Linked DNA regions of Homo sapiens: region 2 is linked to region 1. A link is a loop called in an ENCODE intact Hi-C map of the cell type or tissue named here. Cell type or tissue: Calu3. All regions are shown on one strand.

The links. A loop is a pair of places that touch in the nucleus more often than their neighbours do. Peaks named below come from ENCODE experiments on the same cell type or tissue, not always from the same donor. Only the 100,000 strongest peaks of a DNase experiment are listed, where the experiment ranks them.
Region 2: a loop joins it to region 1, with 2.5 times the contacts of the local background. A loop is called at or near these places in 18 of 110 quality-filtered maps.

Annotation. Positions count from the first base shown.
Region 1 is chr1:64,894,014-64,902,013 of GRCh38, forward strand. The region is part of intron 1 of JAK1 (Janus kinase 1); the gene reads right to left. Among named protein-coding and RNA genes, the nearest start is that of JAK1, 69 kb to the right of the region's middle. RefSeq lists an enhancer at 1,683-1,752. In Calu3, no CTCF peak of the experiment used is centred here; DNase peaks (open chromatin) are centred at 998, 2,755, 4,228 and 4,758.
Region 2 is chr1:64,945,860-64,953,859 of GRCh38, forward strand. All of the region lies in intron 1 of JAK1 (Janus kinase 1), which reads right to left. Among named protein-coding and RNA genes, the nearest start is that of JAK1, 17 kb to the right of the region's middle. In Calu3, no CTCF peak of the experiment used is centred here; a DNase peak (open chromatin) is centred at 3,482.

The sequences.
Region 1 (8,000 bases):
CCTATATCCACTCAGTGTTCTTGGGTACAATCAACAGAAACCAGCTCTGCTTACCTAAGGGTAAAATGAGTTTAAGGGAAAGACAGAAGGACAGAGGAACAGCCTGATAAGGACACCACTGCTCGCACAGCCTCCACCGGTCACCAGCCATCACCAGGACTGGACTCCCAACTCTGCTGCTTCCATGAATGATCTCAAGCCACCTCTGTATGTTTGCACCACTCCCTCCAGATTCAAAGTCCTGACGAGGAGGAATCGAAGAGGTTGAACCTAGTTTGCCCTCAGTTATGTGTCTGCACCTCCTTCAGCTTCCACAGCAACAATGGGAGACCACTCTAGAAACAAAGGGGGTTCCAATGCTAGACAACCCCCCAAATGGCAAATGTCCATTTCAGTCTATGCACCAAAGGTACTCAGCTATTGCCTCAAAATGTAAGTTAGGAGAGAAAACAAAACAAAACGAGGCGGGGCACAATGGCTCACGCCTGTAATCCCAGCACTTTGGGACGCCAAGGTGGGCGGATCACTTGAGGTCAGGAGTTCGAAACCAGCCTGGCCAATATGGTGAAACCCCGTCTCTACTAAAAAAAACAAAAAACAAAAAACAAAAAAGGTTAGCCGGGCGTGGTGGTGGGTGCCTGTAATCCCAGCTACTCAGGAGGCTGAGGCAGGAGAATCGCTTGAACCCGGGAGGCAGAGGGTGCAGAGAGCAAAGATCATGCTGCTGCACTCTAGCCTAGGTGTCAGAGCAAGACTACGTCTCAAAAAACAAACAAAAAAAAACCAGGAAATCTCAAGAAAAATCTTTCTCTACATGGCCCCCCTACACTTGGCCCCCTCAACCAAAAAACTGTAACCAGTTTTTATGTTCAGCTTTGAAACTGCCCTGCCAACAAAGACTCCAATCTTAAACTGCTGGCAGAGCTCTCAGCGAACCCTATCCATATAATGAGTAATGCACTTAGTCTTCACCAAGGCGGCAGCAGCATCAGGGCAGAGCAGGATCGGCAGGTCACCACAGCGCCTCTGGAGCCACTGTGCCACCTCTCACTCCTCCCCAGTCTGCCCCAGTTTCCCCTAGCATTCAGCCAAGAATCCAGCTAGGGTTACACATCATTGTCTGATATCCTAGGAACCTATGCTGACAGCCATGCTTAAAACAGCTTTGCAGTCTTTTTTGACCATGATCCACCGTAAAAAATATATTTTGTAGTACACATGTGTGTATATGACATACAAGTTTCACAAAAAGATATTGATCCTTACTATGTGCCATTCCCTCTACCTTCTATTCTACATTTTCTTATATTTAATACATTTTTAAATGCTAAACAAGACCCACAAAACAGATTTCACAGCCCAGTAAAGATTAACAGACTACAGTTTGAAAAACACTGTTTTAAAGGACCCAACAAGGTTACTACTAATCAAATTTACCTTATTTTTGTTTTTATTTCAGCAAATATAAGAAAGTGAATATAAAACAGTGAGACATTCCCCAGCTGAATATGAAACAGTGAGACATATTTCACCTCAAACTTCTTTGGTTACCACAAGATTACTTCTCTTTTCTCACAATGTATAGCCTATGATGTTTCAATACAAACAGCTGGACTGAGACCCATACAACGCATATGCACAGTCTTCATTTCACAATAAGCTTCTCCTCCCAGAAAGCTCTTCAGTTGGTTACCTCCTACAGCCATATAATGGTACCACAAAGATCTAGAATATGTAGAAACTATACCCACAAAGCATGGAAGGTCTATTTTTAAAATTCTGCCAAACCACTCTTCTTACACATGACTTATTTTCTCACAGTCCCAGGTGTCTAACTTCATGATCACATCTAGGGATGCTTCGTACAACCAAAAGAATTCAAAATCCATTCTGTGTACCTTGCAACTGTGCAAAATTTTCAGTGTATTTCATGGAAACAACGGTTATCGTAAATGAAGAGTTCAGTGCATGCCTGTCAATGGGGAACTACTCGGGAACGGGGAAGCTATCCAAGTCTTGGAGATTTAGATGGTAGATGGGTATCCTGAAATAGGTTAGGAATCTTTAATTGTATTTCCCTATCAATGAATTGAAAACGGTGATCAGATGCAGTTATTCTTTCTCAAGATAAATGCTCCTTTTCCCACTCTGCACATAGGAAGGCAGTCTCAATGACACTTTTTTGCATCCTTGAAGCACAGTCCAGAGCATGCTTACATTCACAATTCTTTTACGAATAGCCCTTGTCTAACAGACAACACTTGAATTTAGCCAAACTGGCATCCATTTCAAAGTATCAAACTATTTAGTGGCAATGCCTGGTCATTCCACTTAATTTTTCTGTTGGTTTCTTTGCAGGGGATGGGATACACTACAGACTCCAGCCACGGAGCTTCTTTTGTCTTTCCTTCCCAGGAATAAAAGCATAGAAAAAGAAGACTGAAGGATAATTTGCAAGACTACTTAGCAATTAGTGGAGGCAAATATTATGGTAGGATGTAAATAACTAATTGGGCTAAATATAACTAGGAGAAATAACTCACTTGTTCCAGGACATCATTAATTAAGTAAAATCAACAAAAACGCATTGTGTAAAGCCTGCGATGCACAGCTCAGTAAGAAGAAAAGAAAACAACAAAAGATATATCGCCAAAGAAGAATTAGCAACCCAAGCACATAGCAAGGTAATAATACATGACTGATTGCCAAACACAGGACACACCCGACCAAGCGAAAAGAGCACGTCTGGAGAAGGTCTAAGAGTGGGGCTGGTGTAGTGAGTTTGATCGGATCCAGAGGACGGCAGGGAAAACCAGCATGGTGGGGTTGAATGTTCAGGCTCAGGAAAACCTCAGCCCTGCCACTTAGTAGCTGGCTTTGAATAATTTTTAACTTTCTATGACTGTTTTCTCATTTGCAAATAAGGATAATCATAATTATTTTACAGGCTTATTTTAAACTCTTGGAAAAATATATACATAAACACAGTAGGAAAACTGGCTCACAGCAGGCATGCAATACTACTACTATCACTACGAAGAAGGTGGGATACAAACAGGATGAAAACAGGAGCTGAGTGAGGACAACATTCCAAATAAGGGAAACATGAAGAAATAGCAAAAGAAGGAAAGTGGGGTTGGGCACGATGGCTCACGCCTGCAATCTCAGCCCTTTGGAAGGCCGAGGCGGGTGGATCACTTGAGGTCAGGACTTTGAGACCAGCCTGGCCAACATGGTGAAACCCTGTCCCTACTAAAAATACAAAAATTAGCCAGGTGTGGTGGTGAGCACCTGTAGTCCCAGCTACTTGGGAGGCTGAGGCAGGAGAATCGCTTAAACCAGAAGGTGGAGGTTGCAGTGAGCTGTGCCACTGCACTCCAGCCTGGGCAACAGAGCAAGACTGCATCCCAAAAGAAAAAGAGAAAAAAAAAGAAGAGGAGCAGGAGGACGAGGGAGGAGGAGGGGGGGAGGGGGAGGGGGGGAGGAGGAGGGGGGAGGGGGAGGGGGAGGGGGAGGGAGGAGGAGGAGGAGGAGGAGGAGGAGGAGGAGGAGGAGGAGGAGGAGGAGGAGGAGGAGGAAAGCCGGAGGGTAAGGCACTTGACTGAAGACTAAACAGGTTTGTGTAGAACCAAAAAAGATGAGGTAAGGAGGAAAACTGGGCCCAGGCTACAAATGCCCCCTAAGGAGTCTGGATTTTCTTCTGAGGGGATACTACCCAAGGAGAATGCAGATCCCCAGATTCATGTGAATTCCTCAAGTGGAAAGTCCCCAGTATGTGAAGGTGTGCTACGTGGGGTGGGGGTTCTCACACATAGGAAATGATGGGAAAGGCATGGGCATAGGACACCTGAAATTCAACTGTGTAAAAATAATGTCCTTCTTTTTAAAGATTCTTAATGAATCTGCTACTCTTTGATGGATATATAGGCACTGTACATTGAGAAAGGACAATAAAATTTAACTGAGCAAACAGTTCAAATACTGCTATGGGTAAGAGCTAATTTGAATATTCATTTGAGGGATCCATACCTTTGCCCCACCTCGCTATACACACATACAAAAAGGAAACTTCTTTAAAAAATAAAATAAAATGAGAAGCTAGAGGTTTTCTTGTGTAAATCATGATGTTAATGAGTCAGAAAGAACTTTCCCAAAGCTTGTCTTCCTGGTTGTCGCGTCTGGCTGGGACATCCACTAATAGCACTGGGAGAGTCAACATTCTGCTGCTGGTGACTCATCCTCCTCTGCTAGCACAGTCGGAGGGACCAGCAAGTTCACGGGGCTGCCCTTGGGAGTCACTCTGAATTATTTTTGTAACATCTTGTCCTTGGATAAAAGGGAATACAGAGTCAGAAACCAGAGGCCAGGAGGCCATCTATTACTCAGCAGAGTTGTTTACACAGCCCTGTTCCTCTATTATCCAGAATTCAGTGTTCTGGATAACTGATAAAATTAAGGCACCTATGTTTCCAGGGAGCTGAATACAGCAAATGCACAAAAGTCATGTTGGATGAAATTCTACCTTCCCTTGATGATTCAGAAGACCATATCAGACCTTCTCAGGCATGACTGCAGATGACAAAGAGATTATTAGAACCTGATTTTGACCCATTTCCATCTCACAAGCCTGTGAAATGTGGACTCAAGGGTGTGGGAGAACTTCAGTTAGCAAAATTTGCATAAATAGTTTCCTTCTACTGTCATCCAGTTAAACAGTCTCCAGGAGCTTGCATGAATGCTTTATCAGGTCACCAAGCTCTCTGATGTATGTCCAGCCAGGTGCTCCCTGAACATTTCTGGGCCTGGCCAAAACTGTGCTTGTTCAGTGCATTTCAGCTGTATATATAGCTAATAATTAGCAGCAGAAATGTGGCACAAACCCAAATCTCATGGATCCCACATTGCACCAAAATAAATATTAATGAAGGCACCTCTGCCTTTTTAGTCTTTCTCCAAATGAATTTTTAAAAAAGCAAAGTTGGCTTAACTGCTCATGACCATTGACTAATATAAAAATCAATAAAAAATCAATAATTATATACTTTTTACAATTTACAAAGCACTTTCAATACTTGATCTCAATCCTCACAATAATTTGAAGTATCATTCCTCTTATTCTACTCATAAGCAAACTAAAGCTTAGAAACACTAAGTGACTTGTGAAAGATCACATGTATTTATTACCTAGGACTCAAATCTAAGTCATTAGACAGCAAAGGAAATGGAAACAACTAATGGAAAAAGGACCTATAATCATGGTGAAAAGGTGAAATTTCAGTAAATTAAAATTGTTTATCTATCTAGTCAGTAAAGTTGGTGTTATACTTCTTTTTAAATGTAAATATAAGCCTGGATTAGGTAGAAGTATAAATTACTGTCACCTATAAACTATGGGTGACAACTCTAAAAATCATTTAGACTCATCATAAATGCACACATTCAACATTATAGAAAGATATCACTGAAAAGCCAAAGTTCCCCTCCCTCCTCCCAGAGATAGTCACTATTCAGTTTTTGGTAAGGCTGAGCAACCCAAATCAAAAAATCTGAAGTCTGAAATGCTCCAAAATATGACTTTTTGACTACCACATTTCTTGAAGGAAATGCTCATTGGAGGATTTTGAATTTTCAGATTTGGGATGCTCAATGGGTAAGCATAGTGCTAATATTATAAAATCCCAAAAATCTGAAATCTGAAAATTGTCTGGTCTCAAGCATTTCAGATAGGGGATACTCATCTGTACAACTCTCCCTGAGAACAATTTAGCTCCACTTTCAATTTGGACTTGAAGATTCTCCTATGTTTTGACACAAGAATCTTACAATATGGTAATGAAAAAATCAAATTGAAAAACAGCATGTATAGGATGATCCTAGCTATGATGCATAGACGCACACATGTAATCCTAAAGAAACGGTGACAAAATGGATGGGGAGGACATTACAAGAATAATTACCTGTGAGTATTCCAAGGTGTTTGTGATAGTAGTTACTTCATTTTGCACACTTTTAGAGATTTTCTAAGTGTTCTGCATCAAATATGTGTTACTACACTAATGAGGGGAGAAAAGTCATTCCCCCTGGGTTATACAGGAAATTAGGGCTGGGAGTAGGAATTCAGGAGAGCCAATTCACCTCTCTACCTGCTGCAATGGCTCAAGATTGACTAGCAATTCAAAGCAATTAAGAGATGTGACAAGGCAAAACATAATTATTTGTCATTGACTGATAGAGATATTAAGTGCTATGACTTCAGAGGACAAAGAGATCATTCTAGCATGGAATTATTCCAAAGGATTCATAAGTCAGAGATCTAAGAAGGTAAAGGGAACAGATGAGCTCCATTCTAGGTGAAGATAAAGGTGTAATCAAAGGTAACAGACATTAAATCACCAAGCGAGTTCTGGGGACAGTAAGCACAAGACTTAAGCATTTCATGAAGAGAAGAAAACAAGACTTAGAAGGCAGGCTGGGGTCAGACTGACATGAAGTGAGACAGCGAAGTGGACAGAGATCTTGGAGTCCTAGGAACTGCGACCATATCCACTTGGGGAGCAAGCCCTAATCGTTCTAACTCTGTTGTCTCTGTTCTAACTCTGTTGTCTCTACCCACTTATCTCCCAAATTACTGCAACAATCTCCTGAAAGTTTCTGCCTTCATTCTCGTCCGCTTCTATTCCAAGTCTCTACAATGCAGCCAGTCTTATTTCTAGACTGCTAATCTGGAAGTATCATGCTCTAAAACTCTTTTATTTCTTACTCTCTTAGGTGACATGGCTTACAAGGCTACTTGTAATCAACTTCTCATGGCTCATCCCCATTTGTGCCCTGAACTCCAAACGTACTGAGTTACCTGCAGTTCCTGTAATCCAGCATGACTTTGTCCTCCAAGCCTTTGCTGTCCCCACTCATCCTTCAGTTCCTAGCTCAGGAATCATCTCCATCAAGGTTTCCCTGACTTCTCCCATTTCCCAAGTGAGGCGTTCAGAGAGTCCTGTGCTTACCTTTGGAGTAGCACTTACATCCTGCTCCCTAACTGTCTGTAGAATCATCTGTCTTCGCTGTCTTTGAGCACCCTGAGGGCAGGGACTGCAGCTGTTATCTGGGTACATACAACACCAAATAACAATGCCTAAGGCATGCCAGATATTCAATAAATGTCTGTGTAAGAAGCAAATGTTTAAACATTTCCTTCCCCAGCATGCCTTCTCTGACTATCCCCACCTCCTTCCAGAAGTACTCACCTAATCCATGCAGACACCATAGACCAAGTGCATTTATAAAACTGTTTTATAATATTAAATGTGTAGTTTATATGCCTAACAGAATTGCGAGGAATTATTTAACTTCTTATTTTCTATTCTCTCCCATCATGGTACCCACGAAGAAGCCCACATGCTTACTCTTCTTTCTAATGGAACACCATGCCCTGAGATTTCCCAGTGTGCTGAGAGTTGCGTAGGCCTGGAAAGATAAAGAAAGTCTAATACAGTATGTCAAGTAAGGTCAGCCAGCAGGTGAAAAAACTCAAAAAACCAACCAGATGTTGGTTTCTGTTACAGAAGAATCATTGACAAACTGTGAACCAAAACTTAGACACAGTTTTAAAAGTATTCTCTTACTTATAATTATAATGCCCTATAATGACATTTAAATTTTTAACTTATTTTTTAGGTGCACAATTCAGTGGTTCTTAGTGTAATCTCAAAAGAGTGCAACCATCATCACTATCTACTTCCAGAACATTTCACCACCCCAAAAAGAAACCCCATGTCACTCTCCATTCTCCCCTATCGCATCCCCTAGCAACCACTGGTCTATTAGCCTAGTCTAGACATTTCATAGAAATTGAATCATATAATGTGTGTGTCTGGCTTCTTTCACCTACACAATGTCCTCAGGGGATCCATGCTGTAGCATGCACCAGTGCTTCATTCTTTTTGTGACCAAATAATACTCTATTGTATAGGGCATTTACGTTTTTTTAAATATTATTTTAG
Region 2 (8,000 bases), 52 kb after region 1:
CTGGGATACTCCTGAGTACAGGCGCCTGCCACCACGCCCAGCTAATTTTTGTATTTTTAGTAGGGATAAGGTTTCACCATGTTGGCCAGCTGGTCTTTAACTCCTGACCTCAAGTGATCCACCCACCTCGGCCTTCCAGTGTGCTGGGATTACAGGCATGAGCCACGGCACCCGGCCCTGGTTTGCTTTCTGAACCATGTCAATACAGTACCTATGCCAAACAAAATATCAATAACAATAATAAAAAAATAAGAAAATGTAAAGTTTAAAAATGCTTGCCAAGAAAGCCTTGTTAAGAGGGAGATCTACCACCCACAGTAGGAGGAGCATCAGAGCTGAACAATACAGAGATCCTCACACAGTGGTCGTCTTCTATTCCCCTGGAAGAATACAGGAGAGAGGAAACCACTTACTGACCACCTACCACTGGCTATGTGTTCTGCACATGTTATCTCATTTAATAGTCTAATTAACCCTAGCAGGTATAACCAACCCCCTCTCTGCAAATAAGTAAATGGTGGCTGGCAAGGCTTTAGGTAACTTCCCCAAAGTCATAGGTCTATGATCGGACCTCATGCTCTTGTCTGCTAAAACTTGCAAAGGTACATATTTATGCATCATAGTAAAAATTAAAATCTTCTACGTCAGCCAGCTACCCACAATCATACTTACTTCCACAGTGTTCTCTAATGTTCTTTGTTTTCTAGATTTTGAGAAGGTGTTTGTTGAATAAAGCAAACATTTTGCTGTTCTGAATTTTCCACTTACTGGGCACCAAAAAGAGTTAATTACGGGCAGTTTTTAAGGAAAAAAAGATGAACATAGTTTCAAATGAGAGTTATCCAAAAAAGTGGCAGTTCACAAAACAACTGAAAGCAGGGTCTCAACGAGATATTTGCAAACCCATGTTCATAGAAATATCATTCACAACAGTCAAAAGGTAGAAGCCACCCAAGCATCCAACAACATAGATGGATAAACAAAATGTTGTATATACATACAATGGAATATTATTCAGCCTTTAAAAGGAAGGAAATTCCATCATATGCAAAAACATGGATAAACCTTGAGGACATTATGCTAAGTGAAACATGCTAGTGAAAAAGGACATTATGGACAATTCCACTTATAAGAAGTAGCCAGAGTAGTCAAATCCATAGATAGAAAAAGTAGAATGGTAGTTGGCAGGAGCTAGCAGGAAAAAGCAATGGGTAGTTATTATCTACTGGGTACAGAGTTTCAGTTTTGCAAGATGAAAAGAGTTCTGGAGATTAGATGTAAAACAACGTGAATGTACTTAACACTACTGAACTGTAAGCTTAAAAATGGCTCACATGGTAAATTTTATGTTGTTTATTTTCCACAACTTAAAAAAAATTTTTTAACTGCCAGTTCAATATATTACAGCTGACATCTGTTTTTATCTCTCTAGAAACTTCTCATACCAGGTGATTCTGTTAACACTACAGATCACAGTGTCCCACCTGACCCCCATCCATGCCTGCACTGTCCACCTTCCAGACCAAGGGTGACACAAACACAAGTCTTTCAGGGAGATTTGATAAACAGACATCATCTTGGAGCAGCCAACTGTTCTCTATTCAAATCATGTGGATAAAACCTCATTGTGGCAGAACATAAGACCAATGAACAGGAAGCAGAATAGCAGGATTCTTACTGAGAAGGGGAATGCCTTTATATCCTTGGAGTCCATGAACCATGGGTCCTCCCCCAACCCCCTTAAGACATAGGCCAATAAATCCTTTTTTTTTTTTAACTTAACCAAAAAAGAATACAGGTACCCAACAGAAAAGCAGTTTCACTGAACAACAGGTCCCTGAACAAGAATTTTTTCACCACAGATTGTTTTGGAACTTTATCTGCAGTATCATATAGCTCTACTAAAACAGTAGTACACAAGTCCAAAATTTAGGTAGTAGAATTTCAAATTTAACATAACATTTCCAGCTGGGCCAGAATACTCTTATACCTCTGAAGGGAACAATGAATTTTTCAATTTAAATCTATACTATATAATATAGAGAGGGAGAGATATACAATTCATAGAAAGTTTATACAGAAATAGATTTAGAAATACAAATGTTTCCAAATTACCTGAGGTATAACATAGAAGAGAATGCCTAAATATTAGCCTGAAATTGAGGTTTTGGGTGAAACATTTGAACAATTAAATCCAAGAACAGGAGGGTAATACATAGAGATCCTTTATCTGTGCCTTATTTGAAGAACTGAGATCTTCGATGCAATGCTCCATTTACTATAGGTTGCCTTGGTTTGGTTCCCACTAATTATTGGCCAGGCTTAAATTTATTAAATCCAAATCTAATCAATGACTGTTTACTGACTGCCTAGGTATACTGACTCTCGTATGAACCAAGATACACAGACAAAGCAGCTCATATACTGAGCATAGTGCTAGGCTCTGCAGATTTTGTCTGACTTAATGCAAGCAAAGAGTGTATCTAAAAAGCTATCATGCTAGGTATTAATGTCAAACCAGTTTCATATCTAGAATCTGAAAGACACAGCATAAAGCTGAACAGAGGTGCCTGAGGCAAAATCTTAAATGTGAACTGTGTTCCCCAAGGAGTGTAGCTATAAGCTTGTCACAAGTTTTTGCAAAGATAAACTAGCCTTGTTGATTTCGCAGATCTCACCAATAAAATAACTTTCAAACACAAGGAATACTATCCATGTGAAATCATTATAACCACTAATCAGCATGAGATCCATGTTCTGAAATTGCTTTTGGGCTTCTCTCTTCATCATGAAAGATTAGCAGCCAGTAATTTAATCATAACAGGGGAAAAAAGAAGACTCTATTTTTTGTGGAAGGCTTTTCAACACTCACTGCAACACACCTGGTAAAAATAAAATGATAAAGCTTATCTCTCCCACAGGACTATCTTCCAGCCATTTAACATGGCTTCCACCTCACATCTCCAGAGTAAATCTTGAAATGTGGCAGCCCAGAATGTTAATGGTACTTGGAGGGAAATCTAACCCTTAGAAATACTGCTCAGAATTCTTGCAGTCTCTAAGGCTGTATATTCACCAAGGAATCTACAGAACTTACTGTCCTAGAAGTAAGAGAGATCACAATATATTTAAGAAACAAAAACGGTCAGAAGGGCTGGAGTGCTGACTGCAAGAAAGGGAATGGAAGGAAAGGAAGGCTGTGACCATGAGAGGCTCTTCATACCATGCTAAGGAGTTTGGATAGACTTAATCCTAACAGCAAAGGGCAGCTAGTGAAAGATTTTAAGCAAGGCAGTGATGTGTTCAGATTTGCATTATAGAATTGTTTATCCTGGCTTCACAGAAAATATCCCCACTAAGCAGAAAAACACCAGTCATCAAAGTAGAATACATTTCCCAACTAACAAAAAGTTAAGCAAAGGGCAATACATCACTGTCTTAGGGAAACCAGCAAACAGGTGATTTTAACCTGACTGATGTAAAAGTCAAAGCCCCGCCCCTACTCCTATTAGTCATGCAAAAATGTACTGCATTTACTAGGGTATTTCATCAGCCTAGAAGTGACATAAAGTTTGTTTCCTTTATTATAACCCAGTTGTACAAAAATAAAAATAAAAATCCTCACTACAACTTCACATTCAAGTGCACATTGTGCACTTACAGAATATCATTTCCCAGTGAGAAAAGGCATCAAAAGCAAATAAATTATTTTCATGTCCTTTGAAGAAAACTGTATCTGCCTTTATGATAAGGAATTATAATGGTCCGTATTTGACATGTTACTTGCCAGTGGGTTGCCTGTACAACAGTCAGGAAATCAGCAGCTTCCTGCCAATGTTTAAGGCCATTTGTGACTTAAGTTTCTGTTTAATTTTCCAGAATTACATACTAAAGGTCATAAAATTGGTTATAACCTTTGACACAGTAAATCTATGCATTCATCCTAATAAAGCAATTAGCAGCAGAAAAATGCTAATTGTGTGTTTTTAAAGGTTCCCTACAATATTCTGTAAAAACAGAAATAGCTTATTCTATCATAGATTACTTAAGAAAAATAAAATAAATTAACACAACTAAATACTACATTCAAAAATGATTATTACAAAGACTCTATTAAAATAGAATAAAAAAGTTTAAGAAGACAGGTATATGTATCCAGCAATTAAAATTACATAATACAGTACATATTTATACATTATCGATAAAGACTAGAAAAGAATAAGTAAAAACATAACAGCTTCGTGTAGGAGTAAAAAATGTCAACATTAGGCCGGGCGCAGTGGCTTACACCTGCAATCCCAGCACTTTGGCGGGCCAAGGCGGGCGGATCACAAGGTCAGGAGATCGAGACCATCCTGGCCAACATGGTGAAACCCCGTCTCTACTAAAGATACAAAAATTAGCCTGGCGTGGTGGCGGGCGCCTGTAGTCCCAGCTACTCTGGAGGCTGAGGCAGCAGAATCACTTCAACCCGGAGGCAGAGGTTGCAGTGAGCCGAGATCATGCCACTGCACTCCAGCCCGGGAGACAGAGCAAGACTCTGTCTCAAAAAAAAAAAAAAGTCAACATTAAAGAAAGCATTCTTCTTAAATGCTTACAGAATTATTATTACAATTTAAAAAACTAGAACAAAGTTTTATCATTCTTAGGAACAAACCAATCGTAGGCTGATTAGTTTGAACAAACATCCACACAAGTTCAGTGCTAGCCATCCGGCCAGCCCTTGGACTGAGCACCTAGAACATCTCACTCACCAAGTAACTTGATCTCTCTTCTCTCATAAGACACTGCCCTTCAGAATCCCCACGGTAAGGGGTGGACCCTAGACAATCCTAATTTCTCTTAAATAACCTCTAAATCTTCTACCCATAGATATATCTCAACCTCCTGAGAAGTATTTGAACAAATGAGTATTTTATTTCCTAAATTCTCTATGTGACTACCTTCTGTACCATTTTATCGCTCAGTAACAAATCCAGCATGATGATGGATTAAAAAACAATCCCTAAAGTGGTGGCCCAGACAGGTCTTAGGCAAGTCACTTAAACACTCTGATTCCTTTATTTCTCCACTGTAAAATCAGAAGGAGGTATTCTCAGGTGACTTCAATTTCTTACACCTCTTAAAAGTATTACAAGATTTTATGATCATTGTGTGCTAATAACCCTTAAACAGTATTTACTAGACAATGGCTATAAACTCAGAACCAAATATTCAGGTTCATGGTGGGCCTGTTCTCCATGACTTCTTAAAACCATTAGAACTATCAATTCTAACCTGAGAAAAGTAAACAAAACTCCAAGCCAAGAAGAAATTCGTTTGACTGCTTTGCTTTCTTCCAATATTCAAAGCAATATGTATTCTCATAAGTGTCTGGCTCCCAAATACCTTTCAGAGTCTCAATTCGACCTAGCATAAGCAGTATTTTCATCAGATTGGCAACTGTGTGGCAATATTCCTCTTTCAATGTTGCCTGATCCTTCCTTACTCCACTGATTTTTTTAAATTGAAATATATCAAGCATACAGAAAAGTATAAAGAACCATTGATCTTTAAAGAGGACTAAATAAGTCTCTTCACAGGGTTCCTACTACGTGCCAAACACAATGGCAGTGGTTCAGTGTACAAAGGTCAGCAACAGTGAGGACAATTAACCAAGGAAGTGCAATAATGTATACATTCCAGAATATGTCGCTTCAGGCATGACACAGAAGCCCTTAAAGCATACCAATGCAGGTAACACACTCAAATAAATACACCAGCAGCCCTTAGCTATAAACAAGTTCTGCCTTTTTTTTTTTTTTTTTTTTTTTTTTTGAGACGGAGTCTCGCTCTGTCGCCCAGGCTGGAGTGCAGTGGCTCGATCTCTGCTCACTGCAAGCTCCACCTCCCGGGTTCACGCCATTCTCCTGCCTCAGCCTCCCGAGTAGCTGGGACTACAGGCGCCCGCCACCACGCCCAGCTAATTTTTTGTATTTTTAGTAGAGACAGGGTTTCACCGTGTTAGCTAGGATGGTCTCGAATCCTGACCTCGTGATCCGCCCGCCTCGGCCTCCCAAAGTGCTGGGATTACAGGCGTGAGCCACCGCGCCAGGCACAAGTTCTGCCTTTTAAAGAATTCATTCCCAGTTGGTTGTTTGAAACTTGGCGCACATTTCCCCCAGACACACTGCAGTAAATGTGGTTAAGTTTCCAAGCCAACACACAAAAGGCCAATTTAACACATAAAGTATCTGAAACGCTATACATTTGCCCTGCCAAAATAGCAGGAAACATTACTGCAGCCAAAAAGAACCATAAGTGATTTTGCCATCTCAAAAGCAGGAGTGTGAGGGAAAGCAGAGTGTAGGTTCATAAGGGGTGCAGATGGAGTCTTGAGGTGGTGCCTAGAGGCCTTATTAAGGCAAGTGAGCTTAGGGATTGTGAAACCAAGGGCCAGGTTGGTCTGGCTTTGATCAAATCTAGGTTCCTCCACTTAAAAGCCGGGTACCTTTAAACATCAACCATTCTAAGGCTCAGTTTATTGATCTGAATTTCTGGCATAAACATTCAATAAACAATTAGGCATTTTATATAGTTTTTTCATTTGCTTGAGACTGTATAGCTTTCATTTTCCTTGATATAGGAGTATCCTTAACACCTGGCTGGGTTTATGAGTCATTATTAGAAAATGTTCAGTTTCCACCCAAAACAAAAACACTTTTTCAAAGTGTCTAGGCAAGAAATGTATAGGGAAGGGATCAATGAGAATGTATTGCACACTAGAACAAGATAGCCTCAATTAAAATGAAGCAACTAACACGGGACCAAAGACAGAAGAAAAAGGAGTCTTCCAGTAACAGAAGATAAGAAAGAGATACTAGGGAACTTCCAGATAACTTATGGGGCTGTTTACACAGGGAGGAAAAGAGAAGAGGAACAGTAAATAATAGTGGTAAACTCCAATAGGGTATTGGTACAAATACAGACAAACACACACATACATAAACACACATTCTCATTTAATTTTCACAATCCCATAAGGTAGGAGCCATTATTATCCTATTATCCTTTTACAGATGAGGAAACTGAGGCACAAAGCGGTTGAATAACTTGCCCACGATCACTCAGCTATGACTGATCATAAGCCAGGATTCAAACATACAGACTGGTCGCAGATTTGGGAGTCTAAACCACTATCTTATTACTGATGTTTCTGTAGTGGGAAGCCAACCATTTGCATAAGGAGGTTTCCTAAATCAGAGGTTCATAACTTGAATAATATTTACCTACAAAGTTACCACTTATAAAGGTGTAAACATTATGTAATCATTTACAGATTTTCTGGCAATATTCAGTATTTGGGGTAGCAGTGGGTAACTTTCGTTAAATGCTGCTGGATCCCAGGCACTGTCTGAAGCTATTTTGTAGGTTCTACCTCATTTAAGCTTCACAAAACTTCCTCTGTGACAGGTCTACACAGTCCATTTACAATTGAGAAAAAAATAAGGCTCAATTATGAGCCCAAAGTCACAGAGCTAGTAAGTGGCAGAGGACAGCCTCACATCGGCTCGTCCTGGTTCCAAGTCCAGCACGCTTTTCATAACACCACATCTGGTACGCTCAGACCCACACAGGTAAACACAGGACGTGTTATATAACAGTCAGGTAATATAAAGCAACAGTAAATCTCGTCTGACTTAAAATGTCAAAAACAGCAATACAACTTTTAAACTAAATATTTCACAAAAATATACCAAACTTACTTTAGGACAGCTAAATGAACCCAACTGCCCTGCCCCAAAACCTAAAAAACAAAAAATTTTTTTTTATTTTTTTGAGACAGAGTCTTGCTCTGTCCCCCAGGCCAGAGTGAAGTGGCATCATCTCAGCTCACTGCAACCTCTGCCTCCCAGGTTCATGCAATTCTCCCGCCTCAGCCTCCTGAGTAGCTGGGATTACAGGTGCGTGCTGCCACGCCCAGCTAATTTCTTTTTTTCTTTTTTTCGTATTTTTAGAAG